3 separate regions of the Homo sapiens genome follow, and all the other regions are linked to region 3. A link is an interaction called in ENCODE POLR2A ChIA-PET data of the cell type or tissue named here. Cell type or tissue: OCI-LY7. All regions are shown on one strand. Links, peaks and the distances in the headings refer to the core of each region. The heading gives the core; the rest is flanking DNA.

Region 1 (10,450 bases), core at 1,187-9,186, 1.1 Mb after region 3:
TCTCACTATTTACTTTTTATTCATCTCATCAAGAGAAGAGAAATTCATAACATTAACTACTTACGTTAGGGGCTACAGCCCCTACCGTAATTTTCTAATCAGGTAGTTTCTTCTATGCTTGGTTAACTGGAATTTGTGTGTGTGTGTGTGTGTGTGTGTGTGTGTGTGTGTGTGACAGAGTCTCACTCTGTCACCCAGGCTGGAGTGCAGTGACACGACCTCAGCTCACCGCAACTTCCTCCTCCCAGGTTCAAGCGATTCTCCTGCCCCGGCTTCCCGAGTAGCTGGGATTACGGCTGTGCACCACGACACCCAGCTACTTTTCTTTTGTATTTTTAGTAGAGATGGGGTTTCAACATGTTGGCCAGTCTAGTCTCGAAATCCTGACCTCAAGTGATCCACCTGCCTGGCCTCCCAAAGTGCTGGGATTATAGGTGTGAGCCACCGCACCCAGCCTAACTGGAATATTTCTATAAAGAATCTTCCCTCATCAACTCTTTGTTATCCTGAAGTACCTCAACCTCAGCCTCCAGAGGAGCTGGAACTACTCAAATAGAAAAGGCAGGATCAATTCTTTCCCTTTACTGACCAGTTTTCAGAATGAGTTGGTTTCCTGGGGCATCCTCTAGAGGTCAACAATGAATTCTTTTTAGTATTATCATGAACTGGTGGCTTTTTTTTTTTTTTTTTGAGACGGTCTCACTCTGTTGCCCAGGCTGGAGTGCAGTGGTGCGATCTCGGCTCACTGCAACCTCCGCCTTCTGGGTTCAAGCGATTCTCCTGCCTCAGCCTCCTGAGTAACTGGGACTACAGGCAAGTGCCACCACGCCCAGCTAATTTTTTCTATTTTAGCAGAGAGGAGGTTTCACCATGTTGCCCAGGGTGGTCTCGAACTCCTGAGCTCATAGAATCCACCCACTTTGGCTTCTCAAAGTGCTGGGATTACAGGCGTGCGCCACCATGCCTGGTGTTTTTTTTTTTTTTTTTTTTTTTTTTGAGACGGAGTCTCACACTGTTGCCGGGGCTGGTGTGCACTGGCGTGATCTCGGCTCGCCACAACCTCCACCTCCCGGGTTCAAGCGATTCTCCTTCCTCAGCCCCCTGAGTAGCTGGGACTACAGGCGCGTGCCACCACGTCTAGCTTATTTTTGTTTTGTTTTGTTTTGTTTTTTTGAGGCAGAGTCTCTGTCGCCCAGGCTGGAGTGCAGTGACGCTATGTCGGCTCACTGCAAGCTCCGCCTCCCAGGTTCACGCCATTCTCCTGCCTCAGCCTCCCGAGTAGCTGGGACTACAGGCTACCTGCCACTATGCCTGGCTAATTTTTTTTTTTTTTTTTTTTTTTTTTTTAGTAGAGTCGGGGTTTCACCGTGTTAGCCAGGATGGTCTCAATCTCCTGACCTGGTGATCCGCCCACCTCAGCCTCCTAAAGTGCTGGGATTACAGGCATGAGCCACCGCACCCGGACTGTATTTTTTTTTTTAGTAGAGACGGGGTTTCACTATGTTGGCCAGGCTGGTCTCAAACTCCTGACCTCGTGATCCACCTGCCTTGGCCTCCCAAAGCACTGGGATTACAGGCGTGAGCCACCGCGCCTGGCCAACTCATGGATTTTAAAAGCCTATTTGATGAGTTTCAGTCCACTGGAGTCAGGTCTTTTTTTTTTTTTTTTTGGAAGTGCTGTGATCGTGACTCACTGCAACCTCTGCCTCCCAGGTTCAAGCGATTCTCCTGCCTCAGCCTCCCGAGTAGCTGGGACTACAGGCGCGTACCACCATGGCCAGCTAATTTTTTTGTATTTTTAGTAGAGACGGGGTTTCCCCATGTTGGCCAGGATGGTGTCGATCTCCTGACATAATCCACCTGCCCCGGCCTCCCAAAGTGCTGGGATTACAGGCATGAGCCACCACCCAGCCCAAAGATTCTATATTATATATACAGTTTTCCACTTTTTTTTTCCTCTTAGCAAAACATCATGGAGTTCACTCCATAGCAGTATAGAGATACTCATTTCTATTCACAGCTGCATAGCACTCCAATGTAGATATACCTTGGTTTATTGCCAATGTTCTGTAGATGGACATTGTCTGAGTTATTTCCAGTCTTTTGCTATTTACACAGTGGGCTATAATGACTAGCCTTGGACATATATCTTTATTTTTGCCAATGTTATCTTTGGCTTAGACTACTAGAAATGGAATTGCTGGGTCAAAAAACACATGCATATGTCATTTTGTAGGACAGAATCAAATTCCCCTCCTGAAGAGGCAGCTGCTATAATGGTGCTTCCAGTGGTTCCTACTTCTGGGTAAATTGCCCCTTGACTGCAATTTACAGAAGTGATGGGAGTGGATGCAGAGGCTCCTGCCTGTAATCCTAGCACTTTGGGAGGCTGAGCCAGGAGGATCACTTGAGCCCAGCAGTCTGAGACTAACATAGGCAACACAGTGAGACCGCATCTCTACTAAAAATCATGAAAGTTAGCCAGGCATGGTAGCGTGTGCCTCTGGTCCCAGCAACTCAGGAGGCTGAGGTGGGAGGATTGCTTGAGCCCAGGAGTTTGAGGCTGCAGTGAGACATTCTACTCCACTCTACTCCAACCTGGGCGATAGAGCATGCCCTTGTCTTAAAAAAAAAAAAAAAAAAAAAAAACTGCTGGGATGTCACTTTCAAGATTAAGTACCAAAGGACTGTGACTTCTGTTTTGCTCTCATACATTCTCTGTCTGAGAGCTGGGAGCTTGTCTTTAAGTAGAAACCCACCCATCCCCAGGGAGAAGGCAGGAGGGAAAAGGAGGAGAGGTCACAGACAAGCCCCCTGACTCTGTTGATCTTCACTGCAGTAGCTTCTCATTACAAGCAGGCATCTGGCCATTGTAGACCATTATAACTGTAGTTCTAGAAGTAATAATAGCAGATTTATTGTACAGAAGTGTCCACGGGCTCACAATTCTAAGGACATCATCATGACAGCAAGTAGGAAAAAAAATTAAAGTAATTCTTTCACCAATTACCAGTTTATCTCTTCTCCAATTCCTTTGGATACGCCTCCTGCAAGAAGCCGATTTCCAGCTGTATGTGATAATGAAAGGGTTTTTCTTTCTTATGTTAAATACAAGCGAAGTGATTAACTGGAAGATAGCGTCTGATTGCGAGGAAATCAGTGATTCAGATGGTGTGGGAATGGCACCTGGGGATGGGGGAGGCAGGACGGAGATGGAGGAAGCTGGTGCAGCCTAGCCTGCCTTGTGCCAAGGACACCCAAGGGCAGAGGGACTGAGCTCTGGGGGAGGACAGATTTGACATAACTGGTCCAGCCTCACAGTTTACAGGTCCTGGAGGGTGAGGAAAGTGGGAGCTGGCTGCGGATGCAGGACAAGAACCCAGGGCTTCCCTTCATTTTGCCTGCCCTGCCACTTCCTCCCGCCACTTCCACCCTTCCTACCCCTCCACCTCCCTTGTGCCTTTCACTGCCTTTTACAGCATTTACATTACACTTCAGTAAAAAGTTGTGGTTTTGGCTGGTTTTTTTTTTTTTTAAATAAAAACAGCACTGAAGAAGTAGAAGGAAGATATTCAGGGTTTTTATTTTTATTTTTTGAGTCTGGGTCTCGCTCTGTCACCCAGGCTGGAGTACAGTGGTGAGATCATAGCTTACTGTAGCCTCGACCTCCCGGGCTCAAAGATCCTCACACCTCAGCCTTCCAAGTAGTTGGGACTACAGGCATATATCATCATGCCTGGCTAAATTAACTATTTTATTTTAAGAGATGTGGTCTAGCTATGTTACCCAGGCTGGTCTCGAACTCCTGGCTTCTAGCAATCCTCCCACCTCAGTCTCCTGAATCACTGGGATTACAGGCTGGGGCCATCATGCCCAGCTCTAGGTTTTTAAAATGTAGGCAAGGAGGTCAGCATTTACACAAAAGCAGGGTTTGATCTTAGGAAGCTTAATAAAGAGAGGGGTCTAATCAAGGTTTCCTGTAGGATCTGGGCTTTAAGTTAGGCCTTAAAGAACGAAGAATGTTTGTGGGTGTAGTAAGCAATGACTTGGAGCAGAGCCCTCTAGCCATTGGGCTCACCCTCACAGGCAGGCGCCACTGACCCTAGGGGGGTGTAGGCAGCTGGAGGAAGTACTGTGTGTCCCCCATTCCAGCGATGGTGGCCCCTCTCAGAGTCAATACCCTTCCTTCCAAGAGACTGAACATACAACTGGACAATGGCCAGGCCACATATGACAATAGACTCTGGCCAGAAACCCATGACCAGCCTGGGAAGCCAAGGAAGCCAAACCACAGCCTCAGCAGCAATCGGACCCAGAACAGTCTGAACTTAGTGGCTGCCAGCTTCTTCCCAATCCCCAGCCACCACACCCCCTCTTCCAACTCCAGACCAACCAGAGAAAGCCAAATATACCCCCCCAACCAACCAAAGATGCCCCTCCAGTTAGTCCGCTCTGTCCCCATGCCAACAATCTCCAATCACAGCACACCCAGAGCCTTCCCTTTTTTTCCACTATAACATTTCACAGTCCCTGCCTGCCTTTGACCCCTGCCAAATACAAGCAATCATGGCTGACTCCTTTGCAAACTTTGACCAAATGGCCTCTCTGCTCTTGTTTAGGTGGTTTTTATTTCCACATCTCCAACAGGGAGTCTGGAAACAAACTGACAATACTCGTGAAATCAACACCCAGATGAGGTAGACCAGCACTCCAGGATGCCCCTCCCCAGTATCCCTCCCCTGTTAACTGTTCCCCTGGCTTCTAACACCATGGATCAGTTTTGCTTATTTCTGTACTTTTTGTAGGAAGAGAATCATACAATGAATTCTCTCTTGATGATGAGGACTCTGACCTCTTTTGCTTGACCTCATGTCTGTGAAATTTATCCATGTTGCTGTGCATAGCGATATTTTCATTCATATTCGTTGCTGTGCAGTAGTATTCGACCCTGTGACTTCACTGTAGCTTCAACTGTGGATGGACATTTGGGTTGGTGGATGGACATTTGGGTTGTTTCAGGTTTGGGGCTACAGTCAGCGTGTGGTTAGAAACATTCTTGCCAATGTCTCGGTGGACATAGCTTTCTGTGGTGTACATACCCAGGAGTGGAACTGCTGGATCAGTTTATACGTATGTTCGGCTTTTGGTAGATACTGCCAGTTTTCCAACAGGGTCACACCAGCTTGGTCCATTCAGGTTACAATGAAACACCTTAGCCTGGGTAATTTGTAAACAACAAAAAATTATTTCTCACAGTTCTAGAGGCTGGGAAGTCCAAGATCAAGGTGCCAGCAGATCCAGTGTCCAGGGCGGGCTCTCTGCTTCAGAGATACGGTGCCTTCTCACTGCATCCACACATGGTAGAAGGGACAGAAGGGCTCCCTCAAGCCTGTTTTATAAGGTGCTAACCCCATTCATGATCTCCACCCTCATGACCTAACCACCTCCCACAGGCCCCACATCTTTATTATTTTTTTGAGATGGAGTCTCGCTCTGTCACCCAGGCTGGAGTGCAGTGGCACGATCTCGGCTCACTGAAATCTCCACCTACTGGGTTCAAGCTATTCTCCTGTCTCAGCCTCCCGAGTGGCTGAAATTACAGATGTACGCCATCACACCTGGCTAATTTTTGTATTTTTAGTACAGATGGGGTTTCACCATGTTGGCCAGGCTGATCTCAGACTCCTGGCTTCAAGTGATCTGCCCCCTGCCAGCATCCCAAAGTGCTGGGATTACAGTCATGAGCCACCATACCCAGCCCCAAAGGCCCCACCTCTTAATGCCATTGCTTTGGGGGTTAGGATTCAACATATGAATTCAAAGGGTACACCTACATTCACAACACAGCACTGACTTAGATTCCCTGCAAAACCCATGAGAGTTTCATTTCCTCCATATTTTCATCAGCATTTCATCTTGTCAGATTTACTCTCTATAGGTTCTAAGTATTATTCCCCCTCTGCTGATTTACTTATTATAAACAGTACATAACTGATCAGATAAACACTTGTCCCTTTGCCACCCCTAATGCCTGCCCCCACTTCATATTCCAGGAACACTCCATTAAACCACCCCCTACTGTACTGGTGGGTGGTGGGAGGGGGCTCATCGGGTGGGGTCTTTGCCGTATTATTCTGTGTCACTGAGGCCTATCACAGTGCTCTGCACATGTAGGTGCAAATATCTGTTGTATGATTACATAAAAGAATGATGTGAAAGCCTATTTGTCTGTACCACAATCATGAACGTCCCCAACCACTTGAAGGCACTCATAGTGTCTTAATCATCTTAGGCCTTCGATCTGGCATAGGTAACTCCTTTAATAAACAATGTCTGCTAAACCAAATGGCTTCCTGAGGCCTGGCATTTTAGGCTGTGTCCCCTGCCCCACCTCGCCCAGCCTGGGGCATTGAGCCTGGCTGGGCACACACGTGATAGTTGTAATCATATTGTCATAACATCCCTGAGACTACATTAATTACATATTGAGTGTTATAGTACTATTATAGCAGGTGGCAGATGTTGGCACACTGGGCAGAGATGTGTTGGTGTGAAAAACCTCTATGTACTTTAAAGACAGGGTCTCCCTCTGTTGCCTAGGCTGAAGTGCAGTGGTGCCATCATAGCTCACTGTAACTTCAAACTCCTGTGCTCAAGTGATCCTCCCACCTCAGCCTCCTGAGTAGCTGGAACTTGAGGCACATACCACCACACCCAGCTAATTTTTAAATTTTTTGTAGAGATAGGGTCTAGCTGTTACCTACACTGGTTTTGAACTCCTGGCCTCAAGCAGTCCTTCTGCCTTGGTCTCCCAAAGTGCTGGGATTATAGGTATGATCCACCACCTCCAGCCAAAATCTCACTTTAAGTGGGGTCCCTAACTCCAGACATGTGATAAGCTGTGGTTCACAGGCATAAAGAACATCCAGCCTGGGGCCCCGGGGTCAGAGTTTTCCCTCGCATTGTCCCCTGGGTCCTTCATCCCTCCTAATCTTGCAAACCAGCTGTCAATTGGGTTGAGATGGTATCTCTTTCATAGGGTCATTATGAGGATTAAATGACTTAATATATGTAAAGCACTTAGCTTAATGCCTGGCAGACAGTAAGGTATGGAGTAAGTTGTAACCCTTATTATTATTGCTGTTGCTGTTAGCAACAGAGTGAGGAATGCTAGGAGTGACCATGCCCAGCACCGAATGAGGCCTTCATAGCCTTGGGCTAAAAGAAAAAGAGCAGAAAGGTGAACACAGGGGAAGGCCTCAATTTCAACACAGATGCATTAGACCAAGGACTCTGAACTCACTTTCCCTGGAGGTGGGGGTGCTATCAGCTGCTTAATGGAGCATCATGGAAAATGTGGGACTCAAGGCCTGAAGGACTCCATTCCTAAGAGATGGGAGCAGGAGACATGCTACGGAGTTTGAATCTTGCCTAGCACAGGGATTTCTGCCTGCTGGAAGGGCTCTGTCAGGGCCTAGTGGAAGCCCCTGCCTCAGTGGGGCAAACTGCCACTGGACACACCCATCATTCATCATCACCTCTCTGGGACAGTAGTAGCAGCCAGGCACCTCCAAAGAGCTTGACAACAGAGGAACCCGCTTCGGCCCCTCCTCTGAAGACAGGATCCTGCGCTACTCCAACTCTGAACTGGTTCAAGGTGAGAGACGTCATCCACAGAGGCCACAAAACCAAGAGGTGGATGCCTCATTGTTACTTCATGCTGTCTGGGAGCAAAGAGAGGGCCTTAGGCACAAAATCCTCCAGACCCGCATCTGCCCCTTGGCTTTCTCAACCCTTCACTCTCCAACTTCTATAAATAACCTGTACAGTGGCCAGGCACCGTGGTTCACACCTGTAATCCCAGCATTTTGGGAGGCCAAGGCGGGCGGATCACTTGAGGTCAGGAGTTCGAGACCAGCCTGGCCAACATGGTGAAACCCCATCTCTAACAAAAATACGAAAATTAGCCAGGTGTGGTGGCGGGCATCTGTAATCCCAGCTACTTGAGAGGCTGAAGCAGGAGAATCACTTGAACCTGGGAGGCGGAGGTTGCAGTGAGCCGAAGTTGCACCACTGCACTCCAGCCTGGGCAACAGAGCAACACTCTGTCTCAAAAGAAAAGAACCTCTGCAGAATGAGGGGAAGCAGGGAAGCAGGCAGGGGTGAACAAGATGGCCATGAATTGATAATTACTGAAGTTGGGTGATGGGCTCATGGGGATTTGTTATTCTACTCTCTCTACTTTTTTGTGTTTGAAAGTTCATAATAAATAATGTTGCTCAAAGGAAGCTATTAATAGTTTGAGGCCAGGCAGGGTAAAGAGCATCTCCTAGATTTTTTTTTTTTTTTTTTTTTTTTTTTTTTTTTTTTTTTTTTAGAGATAGGGTCTTGCTTTGTTGCCCAGGCTTGTCTCAAACTCCTGGCTTCAAGGGATCCTCCCACCTCGGCTTCCCAAAATGCTGGGATTACAGGCACAAGCCACCACATCCAACCTCCCTCATATTTGACTAAGAAGTCTCATAAATCTGAGAACACCTAGCAAGGAATTAAGGCGAGGGTGTGGCACTGTTCTGGCTTCAGTCTATCACCAGGCAGAGTCCACGCATTCTTCCCAGGGAGAAAGAAGCAGTGACAGCTCTTGGGCTTTGAGGGAAATGATTCAGCGGGAGAAAGAAGGTGGAGAGGGGCTAATATGCAGATACCATTGCTGCAGGTGGCTCTGCCCCTAAGCACTGAGGAGGGCACTGGTCCCTCTGGCCCCACCCAGCCTTCACCCCAAGGTGAAGTACGCTTTCTCAGGTCCCCAAGGATGGGTGGCCAGGTCCCCCACTGGGAGTGGAGGTCTCACTCCCTTCCTTGGGTTCTGACCTCCACATTATCTGGCTGTGAGGGTGACCTGCCTGGCTTTCCCCACCAAGTGCAGCTCCCCGCAGCTGAAAGCCACACTCTCAACACAGGACTCCTGAGATCTGACACTGGCCAATTCACACCCTGCTTGAAGCTGGCATTTGAGAGGCCTTCAGGTTGACAACAGCAGCAACAAGTTTGCTGTTCAAAGTAGGCCAAGTCACGGCTTTGAGCGGCATCATTTGAAAAGTGCTGGGATCAGCCAGGCGCAGTGGCTCACTCCTGTATCCCAGCACTTTGGGAAGCCAACGCAGGTGGAGCACTTGAGGTCAGGAGTTCAAGAACAGCCTGGCCAACATGGAGAAACCCCGTCTCTACTAAAAATACGAAAATTAGTCGGGTGTGGTGGCAGGCCTCTGTAATCCCAGCTACTCGGGAGGCTGAGGCAGGAGAATTGCTTGAACCCGGGAGGCGGAGGTTGCAGTGAGCTGAGATCATGCCACTACACTCCAGCCTGGGCAACGGAGTAAGACTGTCTCAAAAAAAGAAAAAGGAAAAAAAAAAGTGGTGGGGTTTGGGTGCAGTGTCTCACATCTGTAATCCCAGCACTTTGGGAGGCTAAGGCAAGATCTCATGAGGCCAACCTGGGCAACATAACAGCATGACCTCATCTCTATAAAAAATTTAATTTGGCTGGGCGCGGTGGCTCACGCCTGTAATCCCAGCACTTTGGGAGGCCGAGGCGGGCGGATCACAAGGTCAGGAGATCGAGACCATCCTGGCTAACACAGTGAAACCCCGTCTCTACTAAAAGTGCAAAAAAATTAGCCAGGCGTGGTGGCAGGCGCCTGTAGTCCCAGCTACTCTGGAGGCTGAGGCGGGAGAATGGCCTGAACCCAGGAGGTGGAGGTCGCAGTGAGCTGAGATCGCGCCACTGCACTCCAGCCTGGGTGACAGAGCAAGACTCCATCTCAAAAAAAAAAAAGAAAAAAAAATTTAATTAGCCAGGCATGGTGACAGGTACCTGAAGTCCTAGTTACTCAGAAGGCTGAGGCAGGAGGATCGCTTAAGCCCGGGAGTTTAAGGATACAGTGAGTTATGATTGCACCACTTCGCTCCAGGCTGGGTGATTCTCTAAAAAAAAGAAAAAAGAAAAAGATGGGAGGATGGGAGGCGGGGCTAGGGGACTGGGAAGGTCCCTCAACCCTTTCTACATGCCTTACCCAGGGTATCTCCCATCATGGCTGGTTACTGTGCTAAAATTATAATTTTTTTTCTTTGAGACAGAGTATCACTCGGTCACCCAGGCTGGAGTGCAGTGGTGCGATCTCAGCTCACTACAACCTCCGCCTCCTGGCGGGCTCAAGTGACTTATCTTCCCACCTCAGCCTCCCATGTAGCTGGGACTATAGATGGGCGCCGCCATGCCCAGTTACTTTTTGTATTTTTTACCTAGGCTGGTAGTGTGCTAACATTCTACCACTTGGGCAACAGTCTTCGGGGCTACATACTGCCTTTTTTTTTTTTTTTGAAACAGAATACCACTCTGTCGCCCAGGCTGGAGCGCAGTGGCACAATCTCGGCTCACTGCAACCTCCGCATC
Region 2 (10,450 bases), core at 1,590-9,589, 720 kb before region 3:
CTCCCCTAGAGTCAGGATTTTGCCATGGTGCCCAGGCTGGTCCTGAACTCTTGGGCTCAAGCGATCTGCCCATCTCAGCCTCCCAAAGTTTCTTTTCTACTTTTAAGGGCCCATGTAACTACGTTAGACCTGTCCAGACAGTCCAGGATAATTTCCTAACCCAAAAGTCCATAAATTTAATTGCATTTGCAAAGTCCCCTTTACTAGGTAATGTAGCTTGCGCAGGTCTAAAACCAAGGATTAGGGAATTGACATCTTCAGGAGGATTGTTACTCTCCCTACCACTATGACCCCAGGTGAGAGCGTCAGAAGAACTGCCCAGCTGAGTCCAACCCAAAGACTGACCCACAGAGACACCAGCAAATAAGATGAGTGGTTTGCTATTGCAGCAATAATGTGCAGGCACATCATGACCACAATAATCTCTGATCACAAACAGCCAAAGGAAAATGCCCTTGGAATATGTACTCAAAATGCAAAGGAGTCACTCAAACCTTGAAAGCTCTCAGAGACAAAGTTCTTGGGGCTCACTCAGAAACCTGATCCAATCTTCTTGCTGTTAAACGTTCCTCAAAATGAGAAATGGGTAATCAATCTTGGAAGGACAATGGATTCTCCAAATTAATTATCAGTAAAATGTAGAGGTTGGACTCAAAAGACCATTAAATGTCTACCTATGCTCCATGCTTTTCTGATTATCTCACACCCAGCAGCATGTTGAAAATTGGTTGTGGTGGCCGGGCGCGGTGGCTCAAGTCTGTAATCCCAGCACTTTGGGAGGCCGAGAAGGGCGGATCACAAGGTCAGGAGATCAAGACCATCCCGGCTAATAGGGTGAAACCCTGTCTCTACTAAAAATACAAAAAAAATTAGCCGGGCGTGGTGGCGGGCACCTGTAGTCCCAACTACTCGGGACGCTGAGGCAGGAGAATGGCGTGAACCCGGGAGGTGGAGCTTGCAGTGAGCCGAGATCGCGCCACTGCACTCCAGCCTGGGCGACAGAGCAAGACTCCGTCTCAAAAAAAAGAAGAAAATTGGCTGTGGTGCCAGATGGGTCTCTTCAGGTCTGCCATTTGTCCTGCAAGAGGGTGGACACATTTCACATTGTACAACATCGGTTGAGAAAAAGTCTTCATTGTGAAAAGGTGAGTTCTACAAGACCAGGATAGCAAGACAAAGTCACATGTGGTCTTCAGCCTCTCATCAAATCAAGGACCAATCTGCCATAGCCAAGACAGCTGCTGGACACACAGTAGGCCCATTCCAGTGAAAGGACAGCACCCAAGCTCCAGTGCCTATTGGCCTGGGATACTTGGCCAGTGGGGAAATGCAACAGCCCAGGGACTAGAAGGTCCCCAACTGCCCCAGCCGTAAGGCTCTTGATATTCCTAGACAACTCCATTTTACAGCTGACTTCCCAGATCCGAACCACTTGGTACCAGTCCATGCGATCCTTCGTTGACAAGGGCACTTTCTCATTCTTGCTTTTTATGGGGAGGGGGTGGGGGGAATGGAGACTCGCTCTGTCGCCAGGCTGGAGTGCAGTGGCGTGATCTCGGCTCACTGCAACCTCCGCCTCCCGGGTTCAAGCGATTCTCCCGCCTCAGCCTCCTGAGTAGCTGGGACTACAGGTGGCCACCACCACACCCAGCTAATTTTTGTATTTTTAGTAGAGATGGGGTTTCACCATGTTGGCCAGGCTGGTCTTGATCGTCTTGACCTTGTGATCTGCCCACCTTGGCCTCCCAAAGTGCTGGGATTACAGGCGTGAGTCACTACACCCGGCCCTCATTCTTGCCGTATAAGAAGAAAGACCACAGTAGGGAAGGGAGTTACTCCACTGGAATATCACTCACACCATATCCATAGATGTCCTGGCCCTGACATATCTTCTTTGGGATTATGAGAGAAGGTGGGACTGCGTGGGATTATAAGAGGACGTGGTGACAGTCAAGCTCTTTGTGGAAGGGCAGAGCTACACTGCACAAGGATAAGGGGTGGAGTGAGGATGGAGGGTGTTAGCTGCCCTGCACACTGGTAGGAAGGGTTTACAGCTCTGTAGAGATAGAGCCTCTGAATGGGATGGCTGCATGTATGCAAATGGTTTGGGGCCCTAGGTATTACACAGAGGCCTTGACAAACAGGCTCCACCTAAACTTGAGGGGAGAAGACACTGGAGCTGGGTAGTAAAACTCTACATCTTCCAGTGGATCAGAAGGCAAGACATCTGGACTGAGTAAGCCCTGGGTGCTGGCATAATCCTAAAGAATTGCAGAGGAACCTCTTCACCAGAAAAATGGGGTTGAATTTATCTACCACTAAAGTCAATAGAGGCTGAACCAGATTTAATTTTATTTAGGAATATACAGAAAAGTGACGGGCGGGCATGGCGGCTCACACCTATAATCTCAGCTCTTTGAGAGGCAGAGGCAGGAGGATTGCTTGAGCCCAGCAGTTCAAGACCAGCCTAGGCAACATAGTGAGACCTTGTCTCTACAAAAAAATGAAAAAGTTAGTCCAGTGTGGTGGTGCACACCTGTAATCTCAGCTACTCAGGAGGCTGAGGTGGGAGAATCACTTGAACCTGGGAAATTGAGGCTGTAGTGAGCCGTGGTCACATCACACCACCGCACTCCAGCCTGGGTAACAGAGCAAGACCCCATCTCAAAACAAAAAGAAAAGGGCCCGGGCACGGTGGCTCAAGCTTGTAATCCCAGCACTTTGGGAGGCCGAGGCAGGCAAATTACCCGAGGTCAAGAGTTCAAGACCAGCCTGGTCCACATGGTGAAACCACATCTCTACTAAAAATATATTTTAAAAAATCAGCCAGGTGTGGTGGCGGGCACCTGAAATCCCAGCTACCCGGGAGGCTGAGGCAGAAGAATTGCTTGAACCTGGTAGGCGGAGGTTGTAGTTAGCTGAGATCCCACCACTGCACTCCAGCTTGGGTGATAGAGCGAGACTTTGTCTCCAAAAAAAAAAAAAAACAAAGAAAAAAGTGACAGTTCTTAAGTTTGATTCTCACAGAAAAAATTCATACAGATTCATATATATGAGCATAAAATCATATTAATAAAGGGCTATTATATATAAGATGTAATATCCAAAAGAAAGGACAAGTAAAGGTTGTTTAGGTACTGAAATAGTGAGAGAAATCATTGACAATGAGAGGGTTCTTATATCCCCTCAGATCTTACCAGAAAGGCTGATGCTTCTTACTCTGCTTTGTTTTTGGTTTTTCGGGGTTTGTTTTTGAGACAGGATCTTGCTCTGTCACCCAGGCTAGAGTAATCATGATTAGACAGCATAATCATAGCTCACTGCGGCCTCAACTTCCTGGACTCAAGTAATCCTCCCACCTCAGCCTCCCAAAATCCTGGGATTACAGGTGTGAGCCACTATACCCAGCCTGCTTTATTTTTTTATTTTTTATTCTTGAGATGAATTTTGTTCTTTTTGCCCAGGCTGGAGTGCAGCGGCATGATCTCGGCTTACTGCAACCTCTGCCTCCCGGGTTCAAGCAATTCTCCTCCTCCTTCATTTTTATTATATTTTTTATTTAAAAAATTATTAACTTACAAAAGAGAGAGAGAGAGAGAGAGAGAGAGAGAGACGAGGTCTCATTATGTTGCCCAGGCTGGTCTCAAACTCCTGGCCTCAAGCGATCCTCCTGCCCTGGCCTCCCAAAGTACTGGGATTATAGGTGTGAGCCACCGTGCCCAGCCTAGGCTGCTTTCTTAAAAGCCTCACTTAGTAGATCTTAGAGACTTTGCAAAGAAACATACTTCAGTAGTCTGTCATGTTGGAAATTGAAAGTCAACTTAAGCATCATGTCCAAAATTGCAAAAACCATCATTTGCCAAGCAATTTGTTTTTGTTTTTGTTTTTTTGAGACAGAGCTTCAGTCTTGTTGCTCAGGCTGGAGCGCAGTGGCACAATCGCGGCTCACTACAACCTCCACCTCCCAGGTGCAAGTGATTCTCGTGCCTCAGCCTCTGGAGTAGCTGGGATTACAGGATGCCAAGCAATTTGTTTTGAACAGTTGCCTTGCCTATGAAAGGCAGCCAGTAGAAGGTAACATTGTATTGTGGCAATGTAAACACAGACTATCTTCTTATAAACACATGCCCTAAAGACCATGAGCCGCTCATTCAACCTTGGGAGTCAGCAATTGCATGTGGATGTAATGACTGGAAGTTTTCAGATAGGAAAAAAACACAAGGTGTGTCTTTTCAGGGTGAACTAGGGAGATTAATGGTTACATTAATATCCAACTATTAGACATATTTACTGCTGCAGGAGAACCATCTCCTTACACCATAGCTTGGCCTCATGATAGTGGAGAAAATCACCTGCATATATAAATATGAAATGTGACTGACTATAATGGGGCTATAATGTTGAAGATTTTTAATGATCAGTCAAGGTCAATGGATTACAAGCTTTTGAAGTGTCTAAAGTTTGTCCCAGCCGACGATTATCTGGATAGAGAGGGACTTAGAGGAGTGTCTTAGTCTGCTTTGGCTGTCATAGTAAAATATCACAGACTGGGTGGCTGAAGCAACAGAAATGTATTTTCTCACAGTTCTGGAGGCTGAAAACCTAAGATCAGGATAACAGCAAGGTCAGGGTGTGGTGAGGGCTCTCTTCCTGGCTGGCAGATGGCTGCCTTCTAGCTGTGTGCCCACATGGCCTTTCCTCAGTGCACGCATGTGGAGAGACAGCAATCTCTCTCTTTTCCTCTTTCTATAAGGCTACCAGTCCTACGCCTCCACCCTTTTGGCCTCACTTAACCTTAGCATGAAACAATAGCAACCTACAGTAAGAGAGGGTGGAATCTGCAGCTCAGAGCAAGGAGGGCTGGAATATTCAAAGGAGGCTTGATTATGTATTTATTTATTTACTTACTTTAGAGGCAGAATCTCATTCTGTCACCCAGACTGGAGTCCAGTGGCATGATCATAGCTCACTGTAGCCTCAAACTCCTGGGCTCAAGCCATTCTCCCACCTTAGCCTCCTGAGTGGCTGGGACCACACGCACACGTGACCATGCCAGGCTAATTTTTTTTTTTTTTTTTTTTAGACAGAGTCTCACTCTGTCCCCCAGGCTGGAGTGCAGTGGCGTGACTTCAGCTCACTGCAACCTCTGCCTCCTAGGTTCAAGCAATTCTCCTGCCTCAGCCTCCCGAGTATCTGGGATTACATGTGCCTGCCACCACGCCCAGCTAATTTTTGTATTTTTAGTAGAGACGGGGTTTCACCATGTTGGCCAGGCTGGTCTCGAACTCCTGACCTTGTGATCCACACTCAGCCTCCCAAAGTGCTGGGATTACAGGCATGAGCCACTGTACACGGCCATTTTTTTTTATTTGTATGGATTTAGGAGGCACAAGTGCAGATTTCTTATATGCACATACTGCGTTGTGGTAAACCTGAGCTTTTAGTGTACCCATCACCCAAATAGTGAACATTGTACCCACTAGATTTTTTTTTTTTTACATTACAGGTGTGAGCCTCCACGCCTGGCCAGTAATTTTTTTTTTTTTTTAAGAGACAGGGCTGGGCACGGTTGCTCACTCCTGTAATCCCAGCACTTTGGGAGGCCGAGGCAGGCAGATCCCGAGGTCAGGAGATCGAGACCATCCTGACTAACACAGTAAAACCCCATCTCTACTAAAAAAATTAGCCAGGCGTGGTGGCAGGCGCCTGTAGTCCCAGCTACTTGAGAGGCTGAGGCAGGAGAATGGCTTGAACCCAGGAGGCGGAGCTTGCAGTGAGCTGAGATCATGCCACTGCACTCCAGCCTGGGTGACAGAGCGAGACTCCATCTCAAAAAAAAAAAAAAAAAAAGAGAGACAGAGTCTCGCTCTGTCTCCCAGGCTGAAGTGCAGTGGTGCAATCATAGCTCACTGCAACCTGGAACTCCTGGGCTCAAGTAATTCTCCTGCCTTAGCCTCTCAAGTCGCTAGGAATACAGGCATGTGCCACCACACCCAGCTAATTTTTACTTTTATTTTTGTAGAGATGAGGTCTCATTGTGTTGCCCAGGCTGGTCTGAAAACTCCTGGGCTCAAGTAATCCTCCCACCCTGGCCTCTCAAAGTGCTGGAATTACAGGTGTGAGCCACTGCACTCAGCCTACAATAAGTAATTTTTCAAACCTCATTCCCCTCCCACTCTCCCGCCTTTCAGAGTCTCCAATGTCTACTATTTCATTCTGAATGTCCATGTGTACTCATTGTTTAGTTCCCACTTATAAGTAAGAACAGGCAGTATTTGACTTTCTGTTTCTGAGTTATCTCCCTTAGGATAGTAGCCTTCCATTCCATCCATTTTGCTGCAGATAATATGATTTTATTCTTTTTTATGGCTGAGTCGTATTTCATGGTGTGTGTGTGCGTGTATGTATACACTACATTTTCTTTATTCAATCATCCATTGATAGACACTTAGGTTGATTCTGCATCTTTGCTATTGTGAATAAATAGTGCTGCAATAAACATGAGTGCAAATATCTTTAGTATATAATGATGTCTTTCCCTTTGGGTATGTATGCAGTAGGGGGATTGCCGGGTCGAATGGTAGTTCTTTGAGAAATCTTCAAAGAAGACTTTTTTTTTTTTTTTTGAGATGGAGTCTTGCTCTGTTGCCCAGGCTAGAGTGCAGTGGCACAATCTCGGCTCACTGCAACCTCTGCCTCTGGACTTAAGCAATTCTCATGTGTCAGCTTCCTGAGTTGCTGGATTACAGGCACGCACCACCACGCCGGGCTAATTTTTGTATTTTAGAGATGGGGTTTCACCATATTGGCCAGGCTGGTCTTGAACTCCTGGCCTCAAGTGATCCACCCATCTCCACCTCCCAAAGTGCTAGGATTATAGGCGTGAGCCGCCACTCCCTGCCCAAGGAAGACTTCCTAAAGTTAGGACTATCTTGGGACAATAAAGCTTAATTGTAATTTTCCTAAAGCATGAATACAGTCAAGTAAATGCCTTGTTCATTGGCTTCCCATTGCTCTTCAGAGAAATGCCCAGACTTTTTACCACTGTCTCCTGACCGTCCATTCCAGTGCTCTGCCTCATCTATTGCCAGGCTCTAATGCAATCCTACTGAGCTTCTTCCAGTCCCAAGGAGCTTGCTTTCACCTTCAGGCATGTGCCTACATTGTTTTCTCTGCCTGGAACACTTATCCAACCAATACCTCACACTTCATCCCTCCACCCTCAGTTTGGGCCTGCTAGCTGATCTTATCCTTGAGGTCTCAATTGAAAGAATGCTTCCTCCAGGAACACATAACCTTATAACCTTCCACCAGGGCTGGTTATGTGTACTTTCTTTTTTTTTTTTTTCTTTTTTTTTTCAGACAGAGTCTCACTCTGCCACCCATGCTGGAGTGCAGTGGCACCATCTCAGCTCACTGCAAGCTCCGCCTCCCAGGTTCAAGCGATTCTCCTGCCTCAGCCTCCCAAGTAGCTGGGATAACAGGCATGCGCCACCATGCCGGGCTAATTTTATATTTTTAGTAGAGACGGGGTTTCTCCATGTTGGTCAGGCTGGTCTTAAACTCCCAACCTCAGGTGATCCGCCTGCCTCGGCCTCCCAAAGTGCTGGGATTACAGGTGTGAGCCACCGCACCTGGCCACGTGTAATTTTTATGCTCACTATCCACCATGGTAGTGAGAATAGTATCATAACCTCCCACACACCCATCCCCTGGCTTCATTTGGTGATAGAAATCATCAAATATTCCATCAGTGAGCTGAGATGGTGCCACTGCACTCCAGCGTGGGGTCCACACTCATATCTACAAGTGACTCTCTAACCACAAACTCACTACGGCTGACATTCTTTCCCTCGAAGCGAACTCACCCAAATGCACTGACAGACAGCCCAGATGTACCACTGATATGGTCTGACCTCATTGTAGGGCTCTTCAAGAGCTGGAGAACTGACAGTGTGCTGTTCTTAAAGGGAAAGAAGGGCAAGGATCTATGGCACCTCCAGGGGGAAGCTCTGGGCCCCACCCCAGCGCAGGCTTTGAGGGCATCTCAGGAAGTTTATAACAGGCTGCAAGAAATGTTTGTGCACGTGCAGTCTATGTCCCTGTGAGGCACACTGTACCAAAAGCTGGATCTAAGTTTAGGTCGTTTCTGAGATCTTCCCCCCTTTCAAGATCCTCTAAAAATAGCTTCTCTCTTACTTAGGAAATCTGTCTTGCTATGGAACATAAATATGCTGATTTGAGTCCAACAGAAAGAAGCGTTACTGCCTGAGAGAAAAACCAGGGCTCTTAGTGAGGGACATGGGTGGGTAAGGAACTATCTGAAATTATTTTCCTTGTCCTTTAGAATGTATGCAGTGGCCCCCACCTCCCCCACCCCCAACCCTGGCAAGGTTCTACACTAAAAATGCAGTGGAGGGGGGCTTCACCGCTGAAATTTGGTGAATCTAGGAGGGAGATACGGGCAGCGTTCCAAGGCCTGCTTTGCAACACAGAATGTCAGTGAGAGAAATGCTGAAAAACAAAGAGGAAGGGTTGATATTTCCATGTTGGCAGTTGATCACATTCAGTCTTGTTCAGTGAAGCCGCTTCAGGGCTGTTGCCATGGGAACCAGACATGATTCAGTAGTTTGTTGAATGCAGCTTCCATGGGCTGAAGTTCTGAAGCTGTATCAGGGTTTCCCCCTCTTGTCAGGTGTTTTGAAGCTGCCAGAGTATTTTCTTCCAATACATGTTTTTTTTTTTTAATTTTTAATTTTTTTTTCTTTAACAATACAGATGGAGTTTCTCTATGTAGCCTAGGCTGGTCTTGAACTCCCGGGTCCAAACAATCCTCCCGCCCCAGCCTCCTAATTTTTAATGTTTATTTTGTGTAGAGACAGGATCTCACTACAGTGCCCAGGCCGGCCCAAAACTCCTCTGCTCAAGTGATGCTCCCACTTTATATGCCCAAAGTGTTGAGATTACAGGCATGAGTCCCTGTGCTTGACCCCAATACACGTGTTTTTATTTGTATTTTGTAATGTTGTCCTGTTTTAAAATATTTAATTTTACATTTTTGAGACAGGGTCTTGCTTTGTCTCCCAGGCTGGAGTGCAGTAGCATGAACATAGCTCACTGCAGCCTCCACCTCCTGGGCTTAAGTGATCCTCCCACCTCAGCCTCCCAAGTAACTGGGACCACAGGTGTGCGCCACCACCCCTGGATAATTTTTTTAATAATTTTTTTTTGAGACAGAATCTTGCTTTGTTGCCCAGGCTGGAGTGCAGTGGCACATCTCTGCTCACTGCAACCTCCACCTCCCAGGTTCAAATGATTCTTGTGCCTCAGCCTCCCGAGTAGCTGGGACTACAGGTGTGCACCTGTAATTTTTTTGTATCTTTAGTAGAGATGGGATTTCACCACATTGGCTGGGCTGGTCTCGAACTCCTGGCCTCAAGTGATCCACCTGCCTTGGCTTCCCAAAGGGCTAGGATTATAGTTGTGAGCTTAAATAATATTTGCAGAGACAAGATCTCACTATGTTGCCTAGGCTGGTCTCAAACTCCTGAGCTCAAGCAGACCTCCTGCCTCAGCCTCCCAAAGTGCTGGGTTTACAGGTGTGACCCACCATGCCAGGCCACAAGTGTTTTTAATTTCACTATCTATGAACACACAAAACAGCTGAAATAAAATGGCTAAATGCATGAGCCTAATATTTGTAGGATTTTAATTATTTTGTCAGGAATGAACTAATTTGGCACATTTCCCAGAAGGAGCCTGTGCTTGTAAATTGCATGTGGTTGCATGCTGAATTCTGCATCCCAATGTAAAAGACGGAGATCACCAAGGTCAGCCCTGATTTGCAGCCTTTGCTCTTTCCTGTCCGTGCTGGTTCAGGAAAACATTCATCATCGCGGTGACTTCCTTGTAACCTTTCCAAGTTCTTCACGTTCCTCATTTGTTCAGACTGGACAGTTCTCTGGTGAGAGTCTGGCCAGACATCTTGTCTCTTTAACCACCCAATGAGGTGTATCACCACCGGTTTCCTCCTTGCCTTCAGCCCTCTTAGTTGCTCACAAGACACACGTGGATAGGCAGCTGATACTTAAAAACTCTGATCTGGGATTCTTTCCAGAAATGCCTACAGCGGTCAGTGTGTAGAAATCAGCATACATTGAACAGGAAGCGATGAGGTGGGGGCTGTAGCAGTGGCCTCTGAAAGGACTGAGTTGAGATCCAGGATTGGCCTCTCAGTGACTTGTTTCCTTTTCCATGACTGCTTCCAGATTCCTGGGATGTGCTGCCCAGATTCCTCCTCGGGCTGGAAGGATTTCTTCTCTCAGCTGCTGGAAGTGTTGTAAGCTGATGGCTGATTGCCTCTCCAGGAACTACCCTCTTCTAAAAAAGGGGCCACCCACCCCACTCCAGGCTTTGCTTCCTTCCTGGGCATCCCACAGACCATACCTGG
Region 3 (10,450 bases), core at 1,724-9,723:
ATGCACATGTTTTTATCTTGTTGTTAAAATTCCATATAAAATTAGCTTTTCAGTGGCTCCTGTGATGACTGATGATTAATACATTTTAAATAGTGTTGAAATAAAAAGCACCATGTGTGCAAAAAGTGATGTGTTAAATCACGTAGTAGAAATAAATGCAATAAAACTCATCTTTGTTCTGCTTTAGTTTGCTAAAATGTACATTCAGATTTTAATTTTGTCATGCAGGCTGCACTTTTTGCTATACTGCCCCTCCCTTTCCCCTTTCACGTCCCAGCCACAAGATTTCCCTGAACGAGTCAGGGATTTCCCCAAGTATTTGAATGCCTTTTATGCATTGGACACTGTGTCCCTGCTGCCATCTCATTCTGGTGGGGAGCGGACAGGAAGCTGGGAACCATGGAAACACAGAAGACGGACAGCTGACCCAGGAGTGCTCCCTGGAGGAGGAGGTCTCTTGAGCCCAGACCTGGGAACTCTGGAGGTCAGCGTGGGCAGTGTGGGCAGCACCTGGCACTGAGGAGAAATGGCCAGGATGACGAGGCTTAAGATGGTCTTGTTATAATTTTATTTAAATAAAGTTTTGGAAAGAAAACTTCTGCTGAAAGATACCAGGTACAGTAGGCGCTGTAGCATCTGTTTGCTATAGCATTAGGTTAGAAAAAGAAAGACTGCGGATGACTTTGTATCTTAAACCCCCAAACAAACAAAGCATACACCACTCTGACATTTTACTTTCTCAGACTCCATCGCTCTTCTGAACAAGCAGGCAAATGAGTTATCGTCTTGTCACCTAGATACCATGACCATCACCTTTCATGGCTCATGCATAATTCGATGGCAGCAAAATGACGTGTCTCAGGCTGGACTCAGGAGCTTTTTTAGGATTTAGTGTTGCATTTGGGACTAGAGCTTGTCTGTACCAGAGCTTCTGGGACTAAGTCTTTGGGCTGGACTGAAGGGATCTTCTGTAGGCAGAGCCCATTCTTCAACATCTTGTTTCATTCTGTCAGTTGTGCATTTTACTTTATGTGCCATAAACTATTTGCTGTCAGTTAGGAATGATCCTCCCCACCCAACTCACCCCATGGATGTTTCAGGAAAATTTCCCACGTTTATCCAGTGGCATCGCATCCTCTCTGGCCCACTGGTGAGGACCTGAGAACCCATTTTTAGATTATTTCTAACTAGTACAGTGTTTGCCCAGGGACCCTTTTTTTCTACAGTCAGAGCAGGGTTGCTACTGTCAGGACCCCTCTTGGGGCCCTGGGAGTGGCCTCTAAGGGATCATTACTCCTGGGGCTCGCTACAGATGGAAACTGGTTTCTGAGATGGAACTTGGCAGTGGTACCTATGTTCCCTCTCAGAAATCCAGGTTTTATCTGGCTTCCTTTAAAACATTTCCAACTCTTAAAAGAATTAAGTCCACAAACTGAGACAGTGACAGAAGGCTGAGATGGCACATTAGGGTGCAAAGGAGATTCCTTCCATTGCAGTCATTGGGGGTAGTTTGGTTTAGGGCTCTGGTAGATTATTGTAATTAATTATAAGGCCACCCTGGTGCTGCAATTCTGGGTACCCCCTCCATCATTGTGGCAGGGGAATATGATGATATTTTGTCATCAGTGCCATCATCTTATACCGCTTTCTCACTTTGGCACAATATTTCTATGGGCATGTTAGTTTAAGGTCAGTAAATAATCTGATTTAAGTCGGGCACTTGGAACATGCCTTTCATGTCAGTGTGCAGAGTTTTTCCATCAGTGACTTGCAGACTCTTTTCCCCTGACCCACAGCATGAAGCATTTTACCTTGACACTCTCGGTTACCCCTGTCTTTTGAGATATGCTCTGAAGTTTTTTGTTCTGTCAAATGCCATTGTTTTAAAAATTCTGGTCAAGATCCACTAATTTAATTTCATGACCTACTAGTAGGTACTGACTTGCGGTTTGAAAAATGAGCGCTGGCTAGGCATGGTGGCTCATGCCTGTGATCCCAGCACTTTGAGAGGCTGAGGCGGGAGGATTGCTTGAGCTCAGGAGTTCGAGACCAGCCTGGGCAACAAGTAGACCCTGTCTCTACAAAAAATACAAACATTTGCTGGGCATAGTGGCGCATGCCTGTGGTCACAGCTACTCAGGAGGCTGAGGTGGGAGGTTGCAGTGAGCTGCGATTGCTTGACTGTACTCCAACCTGGGTGCCAGAGCCAGACTGTGTCTCAAAAAAGACAAACAAACAAACAAACAAACAAACAAGATCAAGAGTTCCTGCAGTGTTTTGGAGAAGACTGCAGGATGATTGTTATTTTTTTTTTAAATTCAGTCACATGCTGTGAGCATACTTGTCATCACAAGATCAAATAATCACCACTGCTTACAAGTTCATTCGTTGCTGCTTGGAGCTTTAAATGGAATAATTATAGCTAGGATCAGCATCAGAATTGCAAACTCCCTGAAGTCGGACTCTGTGTATTAGGTAACCAGTTAAGTCATTTCATTCAAAGGAAGTTGATCATATACAAGTTGAAGATTTTTTTTTTTTTTTTTTGAGAATTCAGAGCGTTTCATTCAAAACTAGCCCTCACCACACCTACAAGTTGAGGGCATATGTTCCAACAGTCTTTTCTGACTTGAATTAAAAGCATTTAGGTCAAATGTTAGCATTTAACAGAACTTAATGGAGCAGCCACAGTTTGATTATAATCCCCTTAATGGGATTTAAGCAAAGAGCCATGGATTGGCTTTTGAAATGTGCTTCATCATTGAACCTAGCCGGCCCTGAAAGCTCTTGTGTCTTAGTGAGAACCAAAGTAGCACTTGGCAGGCTGAGGTTTTGAGTGTCCTTATCCCAGAGGGCACTCCTTCTTAGTCATATTCTTCCCCTGTCTGGATTGGTTTAAAGAAGTGCAGACAATAGCTTTTTCCCAGCCAAGATTGCCTATCCCAAGGTGTGGGTGATCTGAGGACCTCTAGCATGAGAATATTTGTGCATTTGTTAAAAATACAGGTTCCTGGCCGGGTGCGGTGGCTCATGCCTGTAATCCCAGCACTTTGGGAGGCCAAGGCAGGTGGATCACGAGGTCAGGAGTTCAAGACCAGCCTGGCCAAGATGGTGAAACCCTGTCTCTACTAAAAATACAAAAATTAGCCGGGTGTGGTGGGGCACACCTGTAATCCCAGCTGCTTGGGAGGCTGAGGCAGAGAGTTGTTTGAACCCGGGAGGTGGAGGTTGCAGTGAGCTGAGACTGCACCACTGCACTCCAGCCTGGGCGACGGAGCAAGACTCCATCTCAACAAACAAACAAACAAAAATACAGGTTCCCAAGCCCCCAAGGTAGGTCTATAGGATTAGAATATGAGGAGGGGACATTTTTAAAATTGGTGGGATTACAGGGTTTTTTAATTCTTTTAGTCTTCTAAAGTCAATTTTATTGCGATAGTGTTTACATAGAGCAAGTGGATATACATCCAAATGGAGCCACCAGAATCACAGTCAAAACAGTAGATTTCTATCATTCCAAAGGTTCCATCCTTTCCCTGGGGAGCCCTTTCCTCCATTCTTGCCCTAGGTAACCACTCTCCGCTTCCCGTAGAATGGTTTGTCTTTTGAGAATCAGACTGCATGTCTCGTGTCTGGCTGCTTTAACGAAATGTCTGTGCAGCTCCCTTGTGCTGTCGGGCACGTCAGCAGACGCTCTCTGGTTTGTTGCTAACTAGCATGCCTTTTGATGGACCCACCATGATTTGCTTACCCGTCCACCTCTTGATGGCTCTTTGGATGTTTCTAGTTTGGGGCTGTTATAAATAAAACAGTGTCAAATTTTTGTCTTACATGTATTTGTGTGAAAGAAATCTGTCTTTTTTTTTTTTTTTTTGAGACAGAGTCTGACTCTGTTGCCTGGGCTGGAGTGTAGTCGTGCAGTCTCAGCTCACTGCAACCTTTACCTTCTGGACTCAAGCCATCCTCCCACCTCAGTCTCCTAAATAACTGGGACTACAGGCGGATACCACCATGCCTGGCTAATTTTTCTGTTTTTTTTTTTTGGTAGAAATGGGGTTTCGTCACGTTGCCCAGGCTGGTCTTGAACTCCTGGGCTCAAGCGATCCGCCTGCCTCAGCCTCCCAAAGTGCTGGGATTGCAGGTGTGATCCACCGTGCCTGGCCCAGAAGTGTATATTTTAAATAAGCTTCCCATGTGAGTCTTAAGCACATGAGCCACTGATTCTTATTCTGGCTCTTCCTCTCTCTCGTATCCTTTTGGAGAAGTGTGGGTTTTTGTCTAGAGCAAATGATGGATTTGCCATGGATTTATATTTCTGATATAGTATTTATTCAGTGCCGTCTACTTGGAGTAAATGTAAATTTCATTAGCATTTATGGAACATCTATCTTCTCCACACCGCCCCACCCCCCGCCCTGTGTACTTCCTTGTAAAGAGCATCTGTCTATTCTGTACTAGGAGCTGGGAATATAAAGATGAATTTTATGTTTTATTTTTTGTAGAGTCAGAGTCTCGCTATGTTGCTCAGGCTGATCTCGAACTCTTGGCCTCAAGCAATCTTCCCAACTAGGCCTCCCAAAGCGTTGGGAGTCACTGTGCCCAGCCTTAAAGATGAATTTTACATAGGGGGATTCTACTCTTTGGGCAGACTATTAGTGATTAATTCATTCAGCCATTGGAGGGTTTCTGTGTTACCTGCTCACTCTGCTAGGTGCTGATCATGAAAGGACAGGTTTTTCTTAGGATTTGGTGGTTCTTTCGAGAAACACAGAAGGTTTTGGTATTTAACTCCACGAATAGCTCAGCTCTGAAAACTTCTGGACAGTGCCATCACATTTCTCCTTCAGGTGGCCCTGCTAAGCCACAGTGAGAGGGGTGACTCTGTTTCCTGGACAGGGAGAGATGGTCGGATAAAATGAAGTTCAAAAGAAATCATTACAGGCTGAATAGCTGATGAAACAAGTACTGATTAAAAGCTTCTGCATTTGTGCGTGATTGTTGGTGGGTGGAGAGCTAGTGATTCAGTCCTTAGGGAATTGGAAGATTTGTTACACGTCTAAATATTTTATTTTACTTTTCTACTTCCTCATAACAGAATTTTCCAGATGGCTGATTTTTTTTATCTGTCAGGTTTACATTTATTTCCAGGCGACTTTTTTTTTTTTTTTTTTTTTGAGACTGTAGCGATTTCCTGCTTCCTTTAAGGTAGTGATTTTTAACTTTGGCTGCAGGGAGCTTTAAGAAATCTAGATACCAAGTATAATTTGTAGCACCTTGGCTTTTCTCCACTCTCTTCTGAAACCCAAAGTTATTTTAGAACTTTAAACATGAGGACATTATTCCGCACTGCTGTATCCTGAGCTCACAGCAGAAAGGACTGAATTGATTTGCTTGCATTACATTGTAAAGGGGGTAGATGCTGTAAGGGGAACCAGCCTTTCCCCTGGACTTGAGTCTGAGGAGTAAGGAAGAACTGGTGCTAATGTGGACACCATGAGGCTCTTAGGGGTGAAATTGGGCCCATCTTTTGTAGTTAAGTTAGTTTAGAAAATATAGAGGAGTAAAAACAGGAAAATAAGTCATTTGTGTTTCTATCACTCAACATTTTGGTTAACATTTTGGTGTGTGTATACATGGCCACATACTTTACACATACACAGTGGGTTAATGCTGTACATACTATCTTTTTCATTATATATATTGCTTTTAATTCTTTTCACTTATGAAATAACTTTTTTCACTCAAAACTAGTATCTTCTACCATTCTTTTTATTTTTTTATTTTTATTATGATAAGAACATTTAACACGAGATCTACCTTATTAACAACTTTTTTTTTTTTTTCCTCGAGACAGAGTCTCACCCTGTCACCCAGACTGGAGTGCCGTGGTGGGATCTTGGCTTACTGCAACCTCTGCCTCCTGGGTTCAAGTGTGTCTCCTATCTCAGCCTACCAAGTGGCTGGGATTACAGGCATGCTCCACCACGCCTGGCTATTTTTTATATTTTTAGTAGAGATGGGTTTCACCATGTTGGCCAGGCTGGTTTCGAACTCCTGACCTCAGGTAATCTGCCCACCTTGGCCTCCCAAAGTGCTAGGATTACAGGCCCAGCCGACAACTTTTTGAGTGTACAATATGGTATTGTTTTGTTTTCTGGCTAATTTAAAAAAATTTCATTTTTTGTAGAGATGGAATCTTACTATGTTGCCCAGGCTGATCTTGAACTCTTGGCCTCAAGCAATCGTCCCACTCTTAGCCTCCCAGAGTACTAAGATTATAGGCGTGCATGAGCCACCATGCCTGACCGACGTATTGTTAATTATAGGCACAGTGTGGTCCAGCAGATCTCTAGAATTTGCTCATGTTGTGTAACTGAAACTTTTTTTTTTTTTGAGACAGAGTCTTGCTCTGTCGCCCAGGCTGGAGTGTAGTGGTGCAATCTCGGCTTACTGCAACCTCCGCCTCCTGGGTTCAAGTGATTCTTGTGCCTCAGCCTCCTAAGTAGTTGGGCTTATAGGCGTGCACCACCACGCTGAGCTAACTTTTGTATTTTTGGTAGAGACGGGTTTTCACCATGTTGGCCAGGCTGGTCTTGAACTCCCGACCTCAGGCAGTCCTCCTGCCTTGGCCTCCCGAAGTGCTGGGATTACAGGCGTGAGCCACCGTACCTGGCAACCTAAAACCTTTAACCTGTTGAAGTCAGTTCTCCATTGACCGCCCCCCCAAGTCCCTGGAATCCACCATCCTACTCTGCTTCTGCATTTGACTATTTTAGACGCCTCACGTAAGTGGAATCATGCAGTATTTGTCCTTCTGTGACTGGCTTGTTTCACTTTATGGAAAGATGTTCACCCTGTGTTATGTAAAAAGGCAAGTTAAAAAATAACACATATATAACAGGGTAAACATCTTTCCATGTCAATAAATATTTCTGTGCTTTCTTAACAATGTTAAAATGTAGACGTTAGGTCTTACTTTTTCTGGATTTTGTTACTTGGTGGTAACCAATTGTCTTGGCATGTATAGTTGGTTTTATGATTTGAAGTGCTGCCATATCATATGTACATCAGTTTTTGGGTTTTTTTTTTAATGACTAATAGTTACTTTGTTTTCATACTTGTTGAACTTCTGTTTATTACAACTTTACATTAGGGTTCTTATCTCACTGACCACACTCCTCCTATTTCTCAAATATTTGTGGCTATCCTTGCTTATTATTATTGTTGTTATTTTGAGATGGGGTCTCACTCTGCCACCCAGGCTGTAGTGAAGCGGCATGATCTTGGCTCACTGCAAACTCTACCTCCCAGGCTCAAGTGATCCATCTCAGCCTCCCGAGTTGCTGAGACCACAGGTGCATGCCACCACACCCAGCTAATTTTTTGTATTTTTGGTAGAGATAGGGTTTTGCCATGTTACCCAGGCTGGTCTCAAACTCCAGAGCTCAGGTGATCCACCTGCTTCCACCTCCCAAAACTGTTGGGATTAGAGGCATGAGCCACCATGCCTGGCCCTTGCTTATTCTTCTAGAGGATTTTTTAGCAAGCTCCTCTGACCTGTTGGGGGGGTATTAATGGATTTTTATTAAATCTGTGTAGATTATGTTAATTGGAAAATGAATATTCTTACAGTACCTTTCCTATCGAAGAGTATCCTCTGTTTCTTTGGTTTTTCAAATCCTTTTTATGTCCCTCAGTAATATTTTATCGTTTTCTTCATAAAGGTCACACATATTTTTATTTAATTTATCCTTAAGTATTTAACGTTATTCTTGCCATGGTGAGCAGGATTCCTTTATCCTATTATTGTCAGGCATGGGCAAACCTTTCTATAAATGTCTTTGGCTTTAGGGGCCAGGTGATCTCAGTCACATGTTCTTCTTTGCTGTTGTTCACAATCCTTTAAACATGTAAAAACCATTTTTAGCAGGGACCTTAACAGAAACAGGCCAGATGGTGGCTAGCTAGCTGCTGATACAGATGCTTGTCGCTGGCATTTGGGAAATGTTTGATTCAATCACATCGAAAGAGGCTTGCTCATGTGTTTTGTAACTCGCTATGTAATTGTAGGTTCTCTGAGATTTTTCATATCTTTTGATGTAGTTATAATTTGGACTTTTCTAATACTTCCCTCATCTTTCTTGGTCGGTGTACATTGATGGTGGTGACGTTGACACCCCCGACTTGTTCCTGACATCTGTTGTGTCACAGATAGGTTTGATGTAGTAAGATTATTAAACAAAACCACTCTTACATTATACCACATGCCTTAAAAAAATCATTTATCAGTCCACAAACGTTGGAGAACCTTTAATATATGTGCCAAGTTCAGCACCAGGGGTGGAGGTAAGATGGTGAGGCTGTGATACTGTTTCTTTCTGTTTCCCACAGCTCTCTGGCTAGGCAGACAGATAGACATGATCTTGCTTTGTTACAATCATCTTTTAAAATTTTACCTTAATTTTTTTTTGTACAGATGGGGTCTTGCTATCTTGCCCAGGTTGTTCTCAAAGTCCTGGCCTCAAGCAGTCCTTCTGCCTGGGTCTCCCAAAGTGTTGGGATTACAGATGTGAGCCATCACACTCAGCCCTCCACATGGTCCTCTGACATCATGATGAGGTGGTGATCAGAGGAAGTATTGATGGGAGTCACCCCAGTGAGAAGGGGTGAGATGAAGGGGGCTTATTTTGGAGGGATGGCATGAGCAGGGTCCTGAGAGATAGGAGAGGCCTGTGAGTAACCACAGTAGGGGCCATGAGGGACTGGGAAAGGGGGCCTGGATAGGCCCCATAGTCACCTCTTGTGAAGGAATTTGGGTGTCACTCTAAATTAGGAAGCCATCAAAGAGCATGGTAATTTTCTGTTGAAGCATCATGCTACTTACCATTTGGACAAGTGTTTAGAGCCATCAAGATGGAATGAGGGGCCCGGCATGGTGGCTCACGCCTGTAATCCCAGCATTGGGAGGCCAAGGTGGGCGGATCACCTGAGGTCGGGAGTTCGAGACCAGCCTGACTGGCCAACATCTACTAAAAATACGAAATTAGCTGGGCATGGTGGCGCATGCCTGTAATCCCAGCTACTCGAGACGCTGAGGCAGGAGAATTGCTTGAACCTGGGAGGTGGAGGTTGTGGTGAGCCGAGATCGCACCATTGCACTCCAGCCTGGGGAACAAGAGTGAAACTCTGTCTCAAAAAAAAAAAAAAAAAAAAAGATGGAATGAGTCTGGATTACAGGTGCAGTGGCTCATGCCTGTAATCCCTGCACTTTGGGAGGCTGAGGCAGGAGATTGCTTGAGCTCAGGAGCTCAAGACCACCCTGGGCAACATTGTGAAACCTCATCTCTACAAAAACTAGCCAGGTGTGGCACATGCCTGTAGTCCTAGCTACTCAGGAGGCTGAGGTGGGAGGATCACCTGAGCCTGGGAAGTCAAGGCTGCAGTGAACTGTGATCGCGCCACTGCACTCCAGCTTGGGCAACAGAGTGAGATCCTATCTCAAAAAAAAAAAAAAAAAAGATGGAATGAGAACACGAGTTAAGTGGCTGTTGTGATGTTGATGAGAGACCATGGTGATGTGTGCTAGGGAGCAGCCATGCAGGTGAATAGAAGTGCATATGTTAGAGAGTTCCTAGTCCAAGGAGGGTGGGTATCAGCCCTGGAAAAGGAGCTTGAAGGTGATTCCTGCCCCTCAGTGCCCCCTCAAAAATCACAAGGAGGGCAAAATCACCAGCAAGTCTCACAGAGGCAGTGTGTATAGGCCAGCTGGCCTGGGCTGTGTTTGTCCAGGGAAAACAGCTGTAAGCTGAGCATTTAAAGGGCAGTTTTATGTCTTGTATAAACAGTGTAATGGCAGGTTCAGATTACTGATTCAAGTTTGAATCCTGTTCTACTGCCTATAGCTGTGTATACTTTGGCAAGTTATTTGACTTCTCTGAAGCTCAGTTTCTACTTTTGTAGAGTTTGTGTGCAAACCAAGTAATATTATGCTTACTGGCCAGAAATAACTGTCATTTATTTAATAAGAGGTCAGAGAAGTGCCTGGCACACACCGACACTTAGCAACTGGAAAATTGCAGTTATTACTGCCATTGTCGCCATCATGATCTTCTATCCCTCTGCTCCTCCTTCCCCACTGTCATGTATTAAGGCCAAGACAGCGAGTGGATTTGCTCATTCTCTTTCTCTCTTTTGCAAAGGGTAGGAAAAGGGGCAATGAGGGACCACGGGTTGGCACACACACTTTCCCCAGTGTCAAATTCCCGGGGAGATTTTGCTTCTTGTTTTAATACAGAAGTTAAACTCCACTCTTCCCTCACCTCTCCCCTTTTATCTGTTGCATTTTGCCGCTGGACCTTGGCATTTATACACACCACGCTCATCCTGTGTGGATAAACCCTCTGATCTCGGGTTGTCGCATACTTTCTGACCTTGAGAGTGTCTGCATCAT

Evidence for each region. Peaks named below come from ENCODE experiments on the same cell type or tissue, not always from the same donor. Only the 100,000 strongest peaks of a DNase experiment are listed, where the experiment ranks them.
Region 1: POLR2A ChIA-PET joins it to region 3 with 7 read pairs; 2 of 35 experiments call an interaction of 5 or more read pairs at or near these places.
Region 2: POLR2A ChIA-PET joins it to region 3 with 6 read pairs; 1 of 35 experiments calls an interaction of 5 or more read pairs at or near these places.

The regions. Positions count from the first base shown.
Region 1 is chr20:3,868,561-3,879,010 of GRCh38, reverse strand. MAVS (mitochondrial antiviral signaling protein) reads right to left here. Exons shown (of 7, transcript NM_020746.5): 7 at 2,893-10,450. Among named protein-coding and RNA genes, the nearest start is that of PANK2-AS1, 15 kb to the left of the region's middle. In OCI-LY7, for the core only: no CTCF peak of the experiment used is centred there; no DNase peak of the experiment used is centred there.
Region 2 is chr20:5,657,234-5,667,683 of GRCh38, reverse strand. It overlaps LOC124904864 (a long non-coding RNA gene), which reads left to right and starts at 10,116. Exons shown (of 2, transcript XR_007067511.1): 1 at 10,116-10,339. RefSeq lists an enhancer at 10,139-10,450. In OCI-LY7, for the core only: CTCF peaks have their summits at 7,974 (motif pointing right) and 8,722; DNase peaks (open chromatin) are centred at 2,103, 8,063 and 8,613; H3K4me3 peaks cover 913 bases; H3K27ac peaks cover 5,495 bases.
Region 3 is chr20:4,937,099-4,947,548 of GRCh38, reverse strand. All of the region lies in intron 2 of SLC23A2 (solute carrier family 23 member 2), which reads left to right. Among named protein-coding and RNA genes, the nearest start is that of SLC23A2, 59 kb to the left of the region's middle. In OCI-LY7, for the core only: no CTCF peak of the experiment used is centred there; a DNase peak (open chromatin) is centred at 5,078; H3K4me3 peaks cover 374 bases; H3K27ac peaks cover 906 bases.